Linked DNA regions of Homo sapiens: region 2 is linked to region 1. Evidence: read pairs that join two places in POLR2A ChIA-PET (ENCODE). Cell type or tissue: MCF 10A. All regions are shown on one strand. Links, peaks and the distances in the headings refer to the core of each region. The heading gives the core; the rest is flanking DNA.

Evidence for each region. Peaks named below come from ENCODE experiments on the same cell type or tissue, not always from the same donor. Only the 100,000 strongest peaks of a DNase experiment are listed, where the experiment ranks them.
Region 2: POLR2A ChIA-PET joins it to region 1 with 6 read pairs; 2 of 35 experiments call an interaction of 5 or more read pairs at or near these places.

The regions. Positions count from the first base shown.
Region 1 is chr5:106,750,321-106,756,144 of GRCh38, reverse strand. No RefSeq gene overlaps it. Among named protein-coding and RNA genes, the nearest start is that of LINC01950, 260 kb to the left of the region's middle. RefSeq lists an enhancer at 573-1,115. In MCF 10A, for the core only: no CTCF peak of the experiment used is centred there; no DNase peak of the experiment used is centred there.
Region 2 is chr5:107,534,362-107,540,185 of GRCh38, reverse strand. The region is part of intron 1 of EFNA5 (ephrin A5); the gene reads left to right. Among named protein-coding and RNA genes, the nearest start is that of EFNA5, 130 kb to the left of the region's middle. In MCF 10A, for the core only: no CTCF peak of the experiment used is centred there; a DNase peak (open chromatin) is centred at 2,265.

The sequences.
Region 1 (5,824 bases), core at 465-5,464:
TATAGGCTAACATGAAGCTGTTAAAATTGAGAACACAAGATGCAGGAGAGTCTGAGTTTCTTACAAACTCTAATTCCCAGCCCTTTACCAGGTACTAATAAAGATTTGTGGCAAGGCAGGAAGCTGCTGAGGGTCCCCCTAGGGAGCTGGTAGGCAGGGGTTGATCAGCTGGCACGAGAGTGGGTGCAGTAACTGATCACCACCTGTTTCTCTTTTTTTTTTTTTTTTTGAGACTGAGTCACTCTGTCACCCAGGCTGGAGTGCCATGGCGTGATTTCTGCTCACTGCAACCTCTGCCTCCCGGGTTCTCGTGCCTTAGTCTCCTAAGTAGCTGGAACTACAGGCACCTGCCACCATGCCCGGCTAAGTTTTGTATTTTTAGTAGACACGGGGTTGGCCAGGCTGGTCTTGAACTCCTGAGCTCAAGTGATCCTCTCCCCTCTGCCTCCCCAAGTGGTGGAATTACAAGCATGAGCCACCATGCCATGGTCACCATCTGTTTCTCTACCTGCTCTGATATGAAGCAAAAGTTTAAGGTAATTGGGGGAGGGGCGGCCAATACTCACCTCCAGGATTAAGGTTAAAATTCATTGCTTTTGGGGCAGGGGGAAAAGCAAAAACCCTCTACATCTGAAAAGTATCGATAAACCCTTCTTTTATGGATGAGAAGCAGAGGCCTGTTCCTTCTGGGAGAAGGTCAGGAAACTTCTACCCAAAACACCACAGACACAAGATAGAAATTGCTGGCCATTAGGAGAAGAGCAAGAGTGAGAAAGCACCACCCCTGAGGCTCAGATGAACAGGTCTTTTAAGAAGACTGAAGCTGTGCCAGGAGAACAAAAGCCCTACCGTTCCCTCTCCCCCACCCCCAACAAGAAAAGCAGTCTCCCATTGGGAGAGAGTTCCAACGGTGGGGAGAGAGCTGTGCAGAGACTGCTAAAAGCTGAAGGTGGAGCAGGAACACTGAGAAAATTCACTCAGAAGCCCAAGCAACCTTGTGAGCACAAGGTAACAGCAGGTCTCCCCTGAAGAAACTGAAGCTTTTAGTGCACTAATGGAAAGGGTAGCAATGACAAAATGGAAATCCAGCTCAACTTCTAACCACTATTTTAACTCTACCCACTGCAAGAATGGCCTGACAGGAGATGAAGCTGCTTAATTCCAGGGATAGATAATACTGACCTTGGTCTTCTCTGTTCTTCTGTATACAATGCCACTGTCCAATCAAAAATTATGAGACACACACACACACCAATATGAAGAAACAGAGCATTCAAAACAATCAGATTTAGAGAAACCCAAGACCCAAATATTAAAACCATCAGGTAGAGACTTTAACGAAGATAAATGTGTAAAAGGATTCAAGGAAAAGGTGGTCAATATGAAGGGACTGAGTCAAAAGCAAGCAAACAAACAAAAACTATGAATAAAAAATGAATACCTCAAGTGTTGATTTAAAAAGCCATTTAAAGAAAAACCCTTTTAAAACAGGATATGGCAAAACATTATTAGAAAGTTTTTGTGTGTATGCAGATATGTTATGAAATGTTGTTTCCTATTAAGCTTGTCGTGTGTATACATATCTCTGTATACAGATGTCAGTATAAATCTGATATATGTATTTCTTTATGTAGAGATTATTTTCCTCTCTTTAAATTTTGTTCTGCCTCTGATTTGATAATATATCTTAGTACTCTGGTCCTCATTATTCCTCTCCTCTTATATATGTCCTTGAGAAATTTTGTATGTGCCACACAATTTGTCATTTAATTATGTATATTCTGGTAATTTAAATATTAGTATTCATCCCCCAGATTCTGTCTAGATATGTAGCAAGGATCCTAGGAATATAGAAAAGACTGCCTTGCTTAATTGGAAGGGAATTTTTCAAAAAGTCATTCAAGTTCAAAGTAGCACTGACCCCCCACTTCTATCAGAGTACCCTCGATATTCTTTTGCATTAACTTTGTTCATTTGTTTGTCTACACTTACTAGATTTAATCCTTTGAGGGTGAGAAGCATTGTTTTATTCATCTTTGTATCTGGGATAATGTTTAGCTTATACTGGATACATGATAAATTTGTGCTGAATGAATGCATGAGTGAATAGAGGAATGAAAACTTTGTCTGTGGCCCAGCTGGATCCTCTAGCATTATCCTCTCATGTTTTCATTTTGCCTCAGTACAACTTAACTACCTGATGCTAAGCTGGATAATCATCCAACCAGCTGGGAAGCAGGTAATGCCTGAATCTTCATCTTTCTACATTCTAGAAGTACTAGCAGGGGCCGCTTCTTTAAATACAACAACAATCCATACTGTTATGTTTGTAATTGTTTTGTTCTTTCTTTCCAACACTATGATACTAAACTCAGATTTGCTTAGATGCCATTTACTCTAATGTTGATGAAGATTCTCTTTATAACTCGTTCTTTTTATTATTCTTATTATGTGTTGTAGGTTTTTATGGTGGCACTTTATTATTTGGTTGCAAAATGACTATTTTTTCTTTCTATATCTAATACACAATTTATCCTATTAATCTAAGATTTCTGCTCTGAAGTAAAGTTCCTTTCTATTTTCCTTTAAGGAGAGAATATTCTGAAGAAATTTATACTCAGAATGATGAACATGTAATGAAAATATGGAGTATTGAATTTTAATGAAAGGGTGCTACAGTATTAAAGTGTAGAATGTCTTCTAGTTCAATTATGTTGGAATTTCTAATTAGAGTACTAGAGGTAGGCATGAATTTCACTGTAGTTAAACATTTGCTGACAAGCCAGTCTTTCAATTTGGCTTTGTACATTAAATAGAGAAATATGATCTCGGTCAGCTTTCTATTAGAGAATGTTTTCCCATTAGGTCTACTTGCCTAGGAAGCTTTATACTTGACAAGGTATGATTCTTTTGCCTACCCATTTTTAGGTGTACAAACACCTCCTTTGAGGTAAATATTCAAATAAGTAAATTAATTATATTGATCACTGGGAAAAAAAAGTAAACCAAACTATTATAGGAAGTTGCTTAAGATAATACAAAACAAATGTGAATATTTTCAAATGAGCTTTGTATTGTAGTAATATTTAATTGAATCTCAGTAGCATAATATTGCAGCAAGTTTTATTTTTATAGAATTCATGAAATATTTTTATATATAGATATTAAATATTTGAACACACATCAGTTGAACCATCAATGTTTTTAATATGAATTTGTTTTGTATAAAATAATCAAAGCTGAAGGCATTCTTTCGGTTCTCCTTTTATTGTGGAGTTGTCTTATGCACATTTGTGTAAGATTAAAATAGCAGGTTTTTTTCCTAGTTAAAACATCAAATATTGTTTTATATTCTTTGTCTCTAAAAGAAATACTTAGAAATTTATATTTAATGAGTAATCCAACTTGAAGATTGGTAATTGATTTTTTTCTAAAATTTCAAAGACATTTAAAGTATATAGCAATTATTTCAACCTAATAGTTTTTCTCTACAGACTATCAGTGGAGATATCAATAACTTATTTTTAAAAATAGAAACTTTAGAAATTGTTATTTAGAAAAATACCAAAACAAAGCCTGAACCTATAATGTTAGACATCATGTAAAGGTTTAGACATCATGTAAAAAGGAAATACTGCTCATTATTAATAATTTATATCCTTTCTTATTTAGGCTCAAAAATACTGAATACTCACTGTATACTTTGCTACATTTTCATAATTGTGTATATTTGATGACATTCTGTGTTTTATGGGGCAATATTGTTGAGCATTTATTCAATCTCCCAGGATAGTCTATGAGAAATTTTGAAATTACATTTAACAGGGTAAATAATATTGCTAAATACCTGCTCTAATTCAAGCTGTGTTACTACAAGGCAAATGATTTATGGATTTACCACGTTGCTTTTCAGAAAACATTTCTCCCCCATACCAAATAACAACAATGCTCTCCATTACTGTCTCAATTATATACACTAATCTGTAATACTATCGTCTACCCAGCTTCTTCACTCCTAAATGTAGTCTAGATTTTTCTATGTCATTATATAGACAAATTCTATAGTTTTACATAGAAATACTATATTTCAGTTTATAATCACAATATTTATGTAAAGATAAAGTAATCATTCGGTAATAAAGAATATCTTTGGCATAAAAACACAAAAAAAGCTTTTTAAAAATGTCTTGTGATACATGTTCATTGAAGGTTTCTTTTGGGCTTTGCTATCTGTCTTCCTGTCTATTGGATCCAGACTGACCAAGCAGCAACCATCGATAGCCTTGCTGACTGTGAGAGATGGTATGGTAAAACATCTTTTGGTGCTTAAGATCTCAGTCTGGAAGTGACCCAGGTAACTTACACTCACATTTATGGTTTTGCTAAACATCATGGGTCCTGGGAAGTTCAGTCCTACCAATGTGCGCCTAGACAGAGAAGACCCAGAAATAGACAAACTGTGCTAATACCGTAATTTATTTTGTAAATGTCATACTAATATTTATTTCTCTTTCTTTTGTTTGTCTTTATTGTCCTCTTTCCTTTCTTTCATCTTTTTTTCTGCCATAAAGTATGCTTCTGTACAAATGTTACAAATTTAAGTACTTGTCACCCATCTCCATGATATTTAGATTTAATTATGTTTCTGACACATTGTGTCTGCAGAAAAGAATTTATATTGAAACATATTATAGCATTTCTGAAATAGCGAACACCCCAAGGTGGTGCTATTGATACTTTAAGGTAACTAAATTTACATTGTATGATGTACCATTTCAACATATTTTTCTGTAAATGTTCACTAATTTACAGCATAATTAAACACTACTGTATTATAAATATGAGAACCAATAGTAACAATACAATAATGGATGCTTGTAAATACATGTTTTCTTCTAACATATTTTATTAAACAATATTATAGAGACTATTTGTAAGGTGATCAATGCAGTATACTATACAATGCAGTATAGTAATGTAAAAAGAACAGCTTATATATCACTCTGTTTATAGAAATTGTATTACAAACGTTTCCTTTGGAACAGACTACAATTCCTTTTTTTACTTCTAAAACTGTTTTGAAATTATTTAAAGAGTTAGAAAATAACTGTTTACTCATTAATGTAAGAGAAAATTCACTTTTTCATGACTTAGAAATATTCCCAGTTCTGCTCCTATTTCTTTGCCACATTAGCAGTCAAAAGCCCAGAAATATCATGGAGATTTTCTTCAGACACATCTTTATTGAAAATTGCCACAGAAATAGCTGCTAATTGTGTTGTGATTGATATAGATTCTGCTGTTATAGGTTGTGTGAACTTAGTCACGTTGTTTAATCTTGTTGGTCAGTTTTCTTGTTGGTAAAATAGGGACAATAATGTAACATATTTTAATAGATGTGGTGAATATTATAGAATTTAATATGTAAAGTGCTTAAAGTTTTATCTCCCATATAACTATCATCACAATCTTCATCATTATCACAACCATCATCATCGTCATCCTGGAACTATAGGATAGATAATTTCTGAAGTCCTATTAGATATGGCTCATGTTATATTGCTTACCTTTTTTTATGATATACAAATTTTAGTGTTGTTCTTTCTGTTGTGTTGAAATGTTTAATTATTTTGTCTAATTTGGTTTAATGTGTCTTTATTTATCCCACCTTCAGCACTCTGTTTCTTTGTACAGATTAAACTTTCTGTTTAGCATCATATTCCTTCTGCTTAAAACGTTTCTTGTAAACGTGAGTCTGCTGGTAATGAATTTGCTGAGATTTTATTGGGATTAAAAGGTCTTTATATTTTTTTAGTTTTGAAAG
Region 2 (5,824 bases), core at 348-5,347, 780 kb before region 1:
TGTTTTCCTTGTTTGCTTTTTGACTCTTGCCCCCTCCCCCTCTTCACCCCCAGGATAGAGCCTTGCCTCCCTTGAGTCCATCTGTCAGATCATCTGTCTAAGGAGTTAGCATTCCTTCACCCTCTTAGAATCCTTTAGAACAAATAGTCCATGGCTAAGGAAAAGCTGATGAGCATTTCTGTGTGAAAGGCAGATGTTGCACCTTATGGATCCCTACATGTAGTTTGAGGCAGGAAGCCACCAGCTAAGGTGTGACTTCAAAAGCCACATTCGAAAGCCTGTTCTGACCTCTAGCTGTGGCGTGAATGATTCTTTCCATGATTTCCCTCTCCTACTTTCTCCTTTTAATTAACCATAGAGTTAAATAACCATAGAGTCACCAATGGTATGCTGACTGGTTTGTATCCATTTAAGAGTTTTCTGGCCGGGCGCTGTGGCTTGTGCCTATAGCCTGTAATCCCAGCACTTTGGGAGGCTGAGGTGGGTGGATCATGAGGTCAGGAGTTTGAGACCAGCCTGGCCAACACGGTGAAACCCCGTCTCTACTAAAAATACAAAAATTAGCCGGGCATGGTGGCATGTGCCTGAAGTCCCAGCTACTTGGGAGGCTGAGACAGGAGAGTTGCTAGAACCCGGGAGGCAGAGGTTGCAGTGAGCCGAGATCACCCCACTGCACTTCAGCCTGGGCAAAAGAGCAAGACTTTTTCTTTTTTTTGAGACAGTTTTCCAAGTCAGTGATTCTCCTTCCCCTGCTTAAATCTCACTTCCCTTCCAAGCATATCTCCATGCTTGTAGTGGTCATGGATTAAGCACTATTACCCACAGCCATGCCACAGCTAGTATTTTCCATTGCTCTCTCTTTCCCAGTGTCAGAGGATCAGGGGGATCCCTTGTGTGTACAGGGCTCGGAGCAGCCCTTTGCATTCCACTGCCTTCGCAAATGGTGCAGCTCTTTTTAGCATCGTAAATTAAATTAGCACATGTGGCCTTAAATAGTCCAGGCATGTAGGGCATGATTATCTTTCTGAGAAAATGATCAGGACCACATTCAAAGAACCCAGTGTTTCCAGGCAGCTCCCAAGGACATGTCAGTGTGCTGTGAACTTTCTGGGGTATGAATGGGATTTTAAAGTCTGCCTTTTCATTAGTGTACCAGTGCATACTCTGTGTCTTATGCCTCACAAGCTGTGAATGTTGTGACAGTCGCTTTTGTTCCCATGTGTGCAGTTGTTAATTGTATAAGCCGGAAATACAGAAACCATATCAAAGCAAGGCAGCCTTGACAAAAGAGAAAAGCTGAATGCCTCAAAGGAACCACTGCTTAGAAAGGTACACATTCTCCTCCAACCCCTACACCCAGGACCCAGATGTTCACATGACATCATTGCAGCTGAATTCGGACTTTACAAATGGAATACAAAATTACGAACATAGCGTGGAGTAACCACTTTATCTCTTCTTGAATCTTCTATGCCTGCTCTACATTCCTGGTGAAATTTGTATCTCCAATGGCTTACACCACCCTACCACAGAGTAGATACTACACAAACTGTCAGATGAGTTTACTGAATACATTTTACTCATCCCCCCTTGTCAGCTTTGCTTGTGCTATTAAGTGGCCAAGACTACCATGTCAGTATCCAGCTCATCTAAATCCCACTTCCTGTCTGTACATTCATTGTACTTACTGCTCAGACCATTCTTATGTTCCTCAGTAATGGAATATTCAATTTGGGCATCTAAATTTTTGTGTCTGTGCCCAGTGAGATTCAAGAGCATAAACAGTGCTTTGTACTTGTCAGAATGGCAAGCATAGTACTTTGCACATAATAGAGGCTCAGTAAGTACTCAGTAAACATCAGTAAGTACCTCAGTAATTAAATTGTTATTTTTCCTATAAGAAAATGAATTTGGATGGACAAATCTGAGAGAAGAATCCAGGTGCTTCCCTATGTTGAGTAAACTCAGCTGTAGTGAACTCCTCTTGGCCTCAAACTACGTACTAAATGAAAATTGGAGATGCACCCTTTGTGGAATTATTCTTAGCCTGACATTTCCAGACTGACTATAACAAGACACATTATACATCGAGCTTCTGCTTCCCCTCTTCCTGCTTAATGGCTTTATCAATCTTTTAAGACTCAGTCGAAGGTCCACCCTATAAAATAGCCTTCCCCACCATTCTAATCTCAATATACCCCTTTTCTTCAGCCCTGGAGGACAGCTGACTCACCTCCATCATTTAATATTTGCCAATACTCCAGTGTATTATGTGCTAATCATTTGTGTGTATCTGGCTTCTTTCCATAACTAGCTTACAACCTCCTCTGAGGTCTCACGACCATAGTTTAATTCTTTTGAATACTGCACAGTAATTAGCGTGATGTTTGTCCCTGGATGTAGGGTAAAACATTCAGAAATTTGGTTTGCATGGCTCTGTTACCTAATAACTGTGTGAGCTAAAAAAAGCACTCTACCTTTTTGAACCTTACTTTTGTCATCAGTAAAATGTTCATGATCTCTCATGGAATCATCCTGAAGATTAAATAAGATTATGAATGGACAAGTGTTTTTGTTTTTGTTTTTGAGAAGGAGTTTCGCTCTTGTGGCCCAGGCAGGAGTGCAATGGTACGATCTCAGCTCACTGCAACTCCTGGCTCCTGTGTTCAAGGGATTTTCCTGCCTCAGCTTCCCAAGTAGCTGGGATTACAGGCAGCCGCCACCACACCCAGCTAATTTTTATATTGTTAGTAGAGACAGGGTTTCACTATATTAGTCAGGATGGTCTCAAACTCCTGACCTCGTGATCTGCCCACCTTGACCTGCCACCACACCTGGCTAATTTTGTATTTTTAGTAGAGGCAGGGTTTCACCATGTTGGTCAGGCTGATCTCAAACTCCTGACCTCAAGTGATCCACCCACCTCGGCCTCCCAAAGTGTTGAGATTACAGGTATGAGCCACCACACCCAGTCTAGACAAATGTTTTTAGCTTATAAACCAATATACTAATGAAAGAAATTGTTGTTGCTAATTGTTGATTAGTTTTGAGAAATCTACTTCAATTTTTTTTTTTTTTCTTTGAGGCGGAGTCTTGCTCTGTTGCCAGGCTGGAGTGCAGTGGCACGATGTCGGCTCACTGCAACCTCCGCCTCCTGGGTTCAAGCCATTCTCCTGCCTCAGCCTCCCAAGTAGCCAGGATTACAGGCAGCCGCCACCACACCCAGCTAATTTTTATATTGTTAGTAGAGACAGGGTTTCACCATATTAGTCAGGATGGTCTCAAACTCCTGACCTCATGATCTGCCCACCTTGGCCTCCCAAAGTGCTGGGATTACAGGCCTGACCCACTGCACCCGGCCGAAAAATCTACTTCTTATCCTATTGAGTATAAGTTTCCTGAGGGTGCCGTGTGTTCCCTGTGTCTCCAAACTGTAAATTGTGTTTTGAATTATTGTCAGTGCCAAAACATATTTTTTGATTGCCATGTTGGCAGGCTGATTGCAAGACTTTGAGCTCCTGTTTGATATATTTTAAATAAATACCTTCTGCCTTAAGAATTTGGACATAGAATTCATCAATCTTTATTTTAAGGGTGGTATGTTGACCATCCTTTAGAAATAAGATTATAAACAGTATCCTATGTGTGCTAGGCATGCAATATAAGAAACAAAAGTATAGAATAATTCTAATAACAATGTATGTGACCACCAGTAGTATAAAGATACAGTTGAGTGACTTATGGTAGGAAATGAAGGATTTGAAAGAAGTTTTAATTCTTTATGTCAGTAATTTTCTGCCCTAGTTATATGTTAATCACCTGAGTTGCTAAAGAAAAAATATCAGATGCCTGGGCTCTGTCCCTATTAAATTAGGATTTCTTCTCTGTGTAGAGGGTCGGCCTGTTGCTACAGGTGAATGGTATGAAACAAGCAGATTATTTGAAGATTTCCATGTGCCACCATTTAATGTCTTATTATTAAACTTAGCTGCTTCTCTGGCAGTGAGAATGTTGAAAAGAAATAGAACAAGGAGTAATTGTATGGTGTCATCTGAGTCTTATTAGAAGTTCAGTGAATGCCTCCCTCATATCAGTCAGGTACGTGGTGATAAAAGTATGCAAACTGGCTCAAGCAGTGGTTCCTGCCACTGATGAGTGCTTGGCTAGTGGGGAGAGGGATATAGAGGATTCCAGGGAATCAGCAGGGAAGAGAGGGTGCACTGTGCCTTAAAAGGGTAAGGGAAGAATGAGCTTTCCAGATAGACAAGTGTAGACTAGACAATGAGTGAGGAATTCTGGCTATTTATAAAACAAACCATGTTAGTATTTCCTCTAAACCCTGCACACAGTATTGATGTTCCATCAATATTAACTGGGAGTAATGATAGTGATGATCTTCATGACTAACATTAATTAAAATTAATTTTGCCCATAACGACCTCGAGAAAAAACTGTCATCGAGTAAGAAAATGAACCAGACACTACATTATTTGCCTTTGACTTTTCTAAATCTAGAAACTTCTTATAGTTAATAAAAATTATTTATGCTGCAGTTAGAGGGCTCTATATTCCATTTTAAATTTAAGAATATATAGTTTCTGTTTTCTATAAAAATAATGTCATATAATAAAGGTAAATATATTTTTCTTTTCAAACTTTATCATTTGATTAATCTTATCAGTTTTATTTTCCATTCTTTGAAAATTTTTGTTTTATTTTTGACTCTATGTTTTTCTGCATTGTTCTTTAGATCATCATAGTCTTAGTAAAGGTGTAATCAGGCCCATATATTGGAGGAAGATTATTTGGAAGTTCTTCAGTATTATTTATCATCTGCTACTACTGGCAAATTGCCTACTTTTTAAACCACATACTGTATTATTTGTTAGGTGGGGGTCATTAGGCCTCCAACCTCTTTTCTCCCAAATCTACAAACAGTCATTGTTCACCTAGTGTATGTGACATTTATTTTTCCTTTCTAAGTCTGCAGTCCTCTGTCTACCTACCTAGGTACCCACCGCTGTTGAATGCCACTCTGCCATTACCCTCCTCTCTTTACAATACAGGTTATTATACTCTATTTATACCCCAGGTGTGAGACATAGCTAAATGAAATAGCTACTAAGACTTTTTTCCACTTTTCATCAAAAAGGCATACGTGGAGGAAGGTACATCATATTTTTCACACCAAAAATATAGAAAGTCACTTTTAAAAAGAAAATGGAATATTTTCCTTCATGGCAAACTTTCATTATGCTTTTATTTATTTATTTTTCATGAAAGAAATTCAGGCTTTATAGAATCAGGCTCCCTTTGAAGATATACTATTTTCCTTTGTATCAATTTTGTTTTCCTTTAGAACATCATTTGGCTGATAAATTTGCTAGTATCCTGTTTAGCTGTCAGATTTTGATAAGCTTTCTGGGGAGCTCACATACACTGTTCATTTCACCCCAATTCAGTGCTGTTCTCCTTATATGTGGTCTACCAGAAGTAACTTGAGGTTAAGGTTTGGCACTTCTGCCTGGTGTTTTGGCTTTGGAGCTGCAAAACATATCACAAAGCAGACATAATATGTGTACAAACAGCTAGAGACACTAGTAGAATGTTGTCAGCTAAAAAGAAGAAAAGCCTCTGAAATGTGAAAAGGGAAAAATTGTGCTGAGTGTATTTAGAATAGCATGTTTGAGTCTATTATTGCAACCACAACTAGTATTATGTATTTAAAGATGACCTAGATTTACATTCTTTATTGTCATTTGCTTTCCAGGACTAGACATAAAACTAATTACTAGCTCATGCAGTTTGCATGTGTTGCTTTCTC